2 separate regions of the Homo sapiens genome follow, and region 1 is linked to region 2. A link is a contact called in ENCODE Hi-C data. All regions are on one chromosome and are shown on one strand. The core of a region is the stretch at or near the end of the contact, and the rest is flanking DNA. Distances in the headings are between cores, read along the strand shown.

Region 1 (2,742 bases), core at 17-2,516, 390 kb after region 2:
CTCAAACTCCCAGCCTTATGTGATCCACCTGCCTCGACCTCCCAAAGTGCTGGAATTATAGGCATAAGCCACCATGCCTGGCCTACAGTCACCAGTTTTAAAGTACTCTAGCAATGGGGCTGGAAAGGATATATTTTAAAATTATGGCTGGATGCGGTGGCTCACACCTGTAGTCACGGCACTTTGGGAGGCCAAGGCAGCTAGATCACTTGAACCCAGGAGTTCGAGACCAGCTTGAACAACATAGTGAGACCCCGCGTCTACAAAAAAAATGTTTGTTTGTTTTTGAGACGGAGTTTCACTCTTGTTGCCTAGGCTGGAGTGCAATGGTGCGATCTCGGCTCACCACAACCTCTGCCTCCTGGGGTCAAGCTATTCTACTGCCTCAGCCTCCTGAGTAGCTGGGATTACAGGCATGCACCATCATGCCTGGCTAATTTTGTGTTTTTAGTAGAGATGGAGTTTCTCCATGTTGGTCAGGCTGGTCTCGAACTCCCGATCTCAGGTGATCTGCCTGCCTCGGCCTCCCAAAGTGCTGGGATTACAGGCATGAGCCACCGCGCCCGGCCAATAACTTGTTTTTTAATCTGTTATCACTGTGAAATTAACCCAGAATAGCTGTACTAGTGTCAACACTCAACTCCTGGGTGAGGAATGACATTTCATGTTTTGGATGTCATGGGTAATCATTCTTTGAATACTTTTTTTTTTTTTTTTTTTTGAGATCGGGTCTTGCTCTGTCTCCCAGGCTGGAATGCAGTGGCACAATCATGGCTCCCTGCAACCTCAAACTCCTGGACTCAAATGATCCTCCCACCTCAGCCTCCTGAGTAGCTGGGACCACAGGCAGGAGCCACCGGGCCTGGCTAGTTTTGTATTTTCTGTAGAGACGGGGTCTCACTATGTTGGTCTCAAACTCCTGAGCTCAAGCAATCCTCCCCCCTCAGCTTCCCCACGCGCTGGGATTACAAGCGTGAGCCGCTGCAGCTGGCCCTGAGTACATTTTACCAAAGTCTTCAGGCAGATTGTTTCATCAAGCAGCACTTGCATCTTTTTTCCACTTGATTCTGGCCACAGAAATGCTGTTCCATGTGTTCTACCTTCATTTTAATTTTGAAGGTGCCAGTGCAGGTAACTGAAAGTTCGGACTTGGTGCGAGCTCAGCGAGCAGCCAGTGCGAGCCATGCTCTGTGGCAGGAAGGAGGAGGGGATGTGTGGGAAACCTGGTGGGATGTCCACAGCAGGGCCCAAGGATGCATGTGGCTGCCCCTGGCCCCTGAGTGACGGCAGGCAGGACCGTGGGTCCAAGGTTGATGTCTGAGTGGAGCCAGCCAGGCATGTGACCCTGGACTCAGGCCCTCAGGCTGATCTCTCTGCTGCTTACTGCCTGGAAACCCTCTCCTTACTGTGAGCCTGGCCAGGTGACCACACACTCATCGCTTGCCAAACACCTATCCCTGTCCACTGCTCCCGGCCTGTGGCCCTCTTTTCCTTCTTCCCCTGCTCATTCCTCTGTGCCGACTCCCTATTCCGTGCCGAGGCTGGTGCTGTGGCTGATGGGGACACTCTTTCCTGAGCCCTTGCTAGGTGTTGGCCCTGCACCCAGTGCACCTGAGGAGGTGGGCGTGGCCATCTTCATTTCCCCACAAAGAAACTGAAACCCAGAGAGGCCCGAGACTTGTCCGCTGCCAGGGAGCTGCCAGGGTGGCAGAGGCAGAACTTAGCATCCTGTGTGTCTTACTCCCAAGCGGGAGCCTTTTCTGTGGACTGCTGCTGCCTCCCTGATTCCACGTTCCCAAAGAGCCAGGAGGCACCGCCGCCCTCTTCTGCACTCCCGGCCTGAGGCGCCCAGCCGTCTCCCTGTGCCATGGTCTGACGCTGTGGCTGCGCGGGGAGGGCCGGTGTGGACGCCTCTTTTCTCTCTTTGCTCATTGTCTGGTTGACTGAGACGGGAATCTTGGTATTTTTTGGTGCCCACTTTCTTCACCTCATATTTCTACACAACGTATTACCAAGTTTTTAAAGAAACTTTTAAAGTAATTTTTTAATTTCAGAACAATTTTTAAATTTACAGAAAAGCCGTAAATATAGAACAGGGTATTCCACGTCCCCCCTACCCCGGGCCCCCTACCCTGGTTCCCTCCACTGTGAACAGCCTACGTTGCTACTGGGTGCACTGGGTCTCTAGGGCTACTACAGCAAAGTACCACAAACTGGGTGGCTTCAGATGCAGGAAGGTTCCCCCCAAGACCACACTGGGAGGAAGGGAGAGGACATGAGGTGGAAGTTCCCCGCAGGCCCAACTTCCAGAGCACCGCCAGGAGTGAATGGGCTTAGACCTGGGTTCTGGGGTGATTCAAGGGCAGGGACTGGGTCCACCTTCAGACCTCATGCTGCGCCCTGGGCTGGGGCGGGACCAGGCAGGGAAGCCGGAGCAGCCCCACTCACCGTGGCAGGTCCGCTGTCTGGGCAGATGGCCAAGCTGATGCTGCAGCGTGCAGAGAGACGGCTCCGGGAGGACAGGTCCAGGAAGGAGCTGGTGGAGCAGGTGATAGAGGGGCAGAAGAACGCCAAGGCGGCCCAGACGAAGCTCGCGAAGGGCCGACAGCAGACAGGTAGTCAGGAGCCAGATGTCACTGGCCCTACCCCGCTCTTCCCCACTCGGGTGCTGGGCTGCCACCCTTTCCTGAGTGAGCCACTATGGCTGTCCAGGGTCAGGGACCCCTTGAGGGAGGCACTCCC
Region 2 (2,710 bases), core at 195-2,694:
CCGGGGGGGGGGGGGTGGCCTGAAAGCAGGACCCCGGGAGCACATTTCCAGGGGCCACCACAGAGACAGGGAACCATGGTACAGGGTGAGGATGCGGCTGAAATCCTGGCTGGCGCACTTTTGAGCCCTGTGACCTTTTGGTGCCTCAGTTTCCCCACGTGCAAAGAGGGGATCGTGTTGGTGCCTCTGTCGCAGCCTGCTGTGAGGTGGAGGTGAGTCACAGGTGTCCTGCTGGGCTGGCAGTGAGGCCACTGTGCATGAGGGAAGGCAGAGGGGCACGTGGGACGGGAAGAGTCTGGAGGAGCTGCTTGGAGCACTGGCTGTCTCAGGAGCCAGCCTGTTTGCAGCCACTGGTCACTAGCCTGCAGGAGGCTCATGGGAGAGACCTTGTGGCCTGAGAGCATGTGACCCCAGACGCCCGCGGGTCCTCGGTGGCCCCTAGGCTGCATCCATGGGGGAGGCCTGCAGTGGGTGGCCAGGTCTTCTCATAGAGGGGCTCCTCTGGTCCTCCTGACACATCAGTCGGGAACACAAGCTCTAGGGGCCTCAGTGCCTGCGGGGAGGCTGTGTTCTCTCCATCTCAGTACAGGGCTGCACGCTGGGCTGGCCTGGGAGGACGGTGCACGCCCTGGGCCATGGCTTCCTAAAGCGAAGGGAGCCAGCAGGGGGTGACACCATAGGGCGTCAGAGCTGGTGGCTTCTTGGACACCTGCCGGGGGGAGCAGCTGCTGAGCCACGAGGCAGCCCCCTCCCCTGGAATCCATGGGAGAGGGAGCTGGGAGTGCCTACCCAGTCTGGAGTGTCTGGCCCAGACCCAGCCTGGGTCACTCCCAACTGGGGGCACTCAGCCCTGCCCCGGCCAAGTGGCTGGGGGTGGTGGACGCGGCACTTCCCACTCACAGGAAGAATTCACTCAGACAAGGATGAGGAGGGCTTTGCACAGGCATTTACTCCAGGGGATGGCGGGCCACCCCAGCCCCAAAGGGTTAATGCGTCCTGGGGCGTACAGAGCTGGTGACCTTGGGGAAGGCCACACAATGGACTGCTGGAAACCAGTTCTCTCCTCCCACTGTTGCCTGGGGCTACAGACAAAATGAAGGCGAAAAATGCAGGGGTGGGGGCTGGGTGCTGGCAGGGGACCCAGGGGCAGCCAGGCTGTTGCTGGGAGACTCAGTGCGACATGGGCCTGGCGGAGGGCCCCAGGCCTCCTGCAGTGGCACCAGGTGTCCCCATGAGCGGCCGGCACTCAGGCTCACCTTGAGGGGTACCTGCAGGTGGCAGCCAGAGGTGAGCCCCACGCCTGGGCCAGCCACCCCCAGCCACCTCCCAGACCCCAAGCAGGGGGACAGGGCCTACAGCACACAGGTGCACACATCCAGATACATGATCAGACAGCCACACGCACACATGTGCATACACGTGCACACTCACCACACTCGCCCAGCAACAGGCTTATGCCACATCCACCTCCCAGTCACGACACCTCGATCTTGGCGGAGGTTCCCCCACCTGCCAGGGCCTCTGTGCCAGTGGGTAGGCTGCGGCCGGCAGACAAGGTGCCCTTGGATGGGTGGGTGTGTCCTGGGGCATCCTGTGCTTGCCCCTCAGGGTCCTGCCCCCGGGAGGATTGGTGGCTCCTAGAGGCCAGGAGAGCCCTCCCGGGGGTCCCTGACCTTGAGTGGACCAAGCCTTCACAGCTCTTGACAGGGAGGGAGGGGTCCAGCCCCGGCTGCCGTCCCTGTTCACTGAAGTGAGCAGAGTCGGGTGGGGCTTCCCGGGCTTCAGGGACGGTCCAGCCTCCACGGCTGTGCCTGCTGTGGAGTGGCCATCTCGGGGCTGGGGCTGCACCCTTTGGCCTGGCTCTTTTGCCCTGGGGGTGCTGGCCTCCCCTCACCCTGGGCTCCGGAAGACCGGGCAGGCTTAAGTGTCCCCTCACCTGAAGCTGCAGCTCCAATGCCTGCACCTGTTCCAAGGACTCCATGGTCCTCCTGACGAGAGCTAGAGTGCGGAAGAGAGAGGAGGCCCTGCTGGTCTCTTGGCCTTGGGGCCTGGGAGCCGAAGATAAGAGAACTTTCAGGCCCGAGTCCTGCCCCGGCCCCTGAGCCCCCTTGTTTCCTGTGTCCACTCGGTCACCTGAACCAGCTGTGGGACCTTAATGCCCACAAGGAGCCCCTGAGTGCCCAGCCCCTGAGGCTGAGTCCAGCTCCCCCGGCCCCATCCACAGTCCAGGATGCCTCTCGCAGGCCCCTTGGCCCTCGCTGCAGCCCCTCCTCCTGGCCTGGCCCACCACACTGCACTGGCCCTCACCCCTACCCCTCCGGCTCAGCTCACCCCAGCTGGGGGCCATGGGGTGGGGCAGGCGTCATGCCAGCTCTGTTCCAGAGCCACTGGGGCTGGGAGGATGGGGGAGGCACAGGGAGCCCCCACCAGCCAGAGCCACCAGGCACACAAGAACCCCCCATCCCCACTACTGCCCGGTGAAGTTTGAGGCAACAGTGGCTTTGTGCCACAGGCAGGCTGACCCCGTTGTTGGGGCGTGGATCACCATGCAGCAGTGGGGCTCAGAGCCCTACGAAAGGGAAGGCCTGGGCAGGGGCCAGAGGTGGGACCCGCAAGCTCAGGCTTTCTCAGGGCTTGCTCTGAAACCTGGAGCCCCTGGATAAACATTCGTTCAGTCCTTTTGTGCTGTGTGACACTGCAATGCAAAGAT

What was found. Hi-C counts contacts between places; a loop is a spot of excess contacts on that map.
Region 1: a loop to region 2 is called in a map of posterior cingulate gyrus, with 2.1 times the contacts of the local background. The contact joins two enhancer-like sites. A Hi-C loop is called at or near these places in 1 of 168 maps with a recorded cell type or tissue (posterior cingulate gyrus).

Annotation. Positions count from the first base shown.
Region 1 is chr4:2,456,250-2,458,991 of GRCh38, forward strand. CFAP99 (cilia and flagella associated protein 99) reads left to right here. Exons shown (of 16, transcript NM_001193282.4): 12 at 2,474-2,615. Among named protein-coding and RNA genes, the nearest start is that of RNF4, 11 kb to the right of the region's middle. Within about 2 kb of position 1,267, at least 2 of the 41 ENCODE cell types and tissues checked have a DNase peak (open chromatin) inside an H3K27ac peak, as active enhancers do.
Region 2 is chr4:2,071,032-2,073,741 of GRCh38, forward strand. It overlaps POLN (DNA polymerase nu), which reads right to left. Exons shown (of 26, transcript NM_181808.4): 25 at 1,937-1,998; 26 at 887-1,268. The coding sequence ends at 1,083. Among named protein-coding and RNA genes, the nearest start is that of NAT8L, 13 kb to the left of the region's middle. Within about 2 kb of position 1,445, at least 4 of the 41 ENCODE cell types and tissues checked have a DNase peak (open chromatin) inside an H3K27ac peak, as active enhancers do.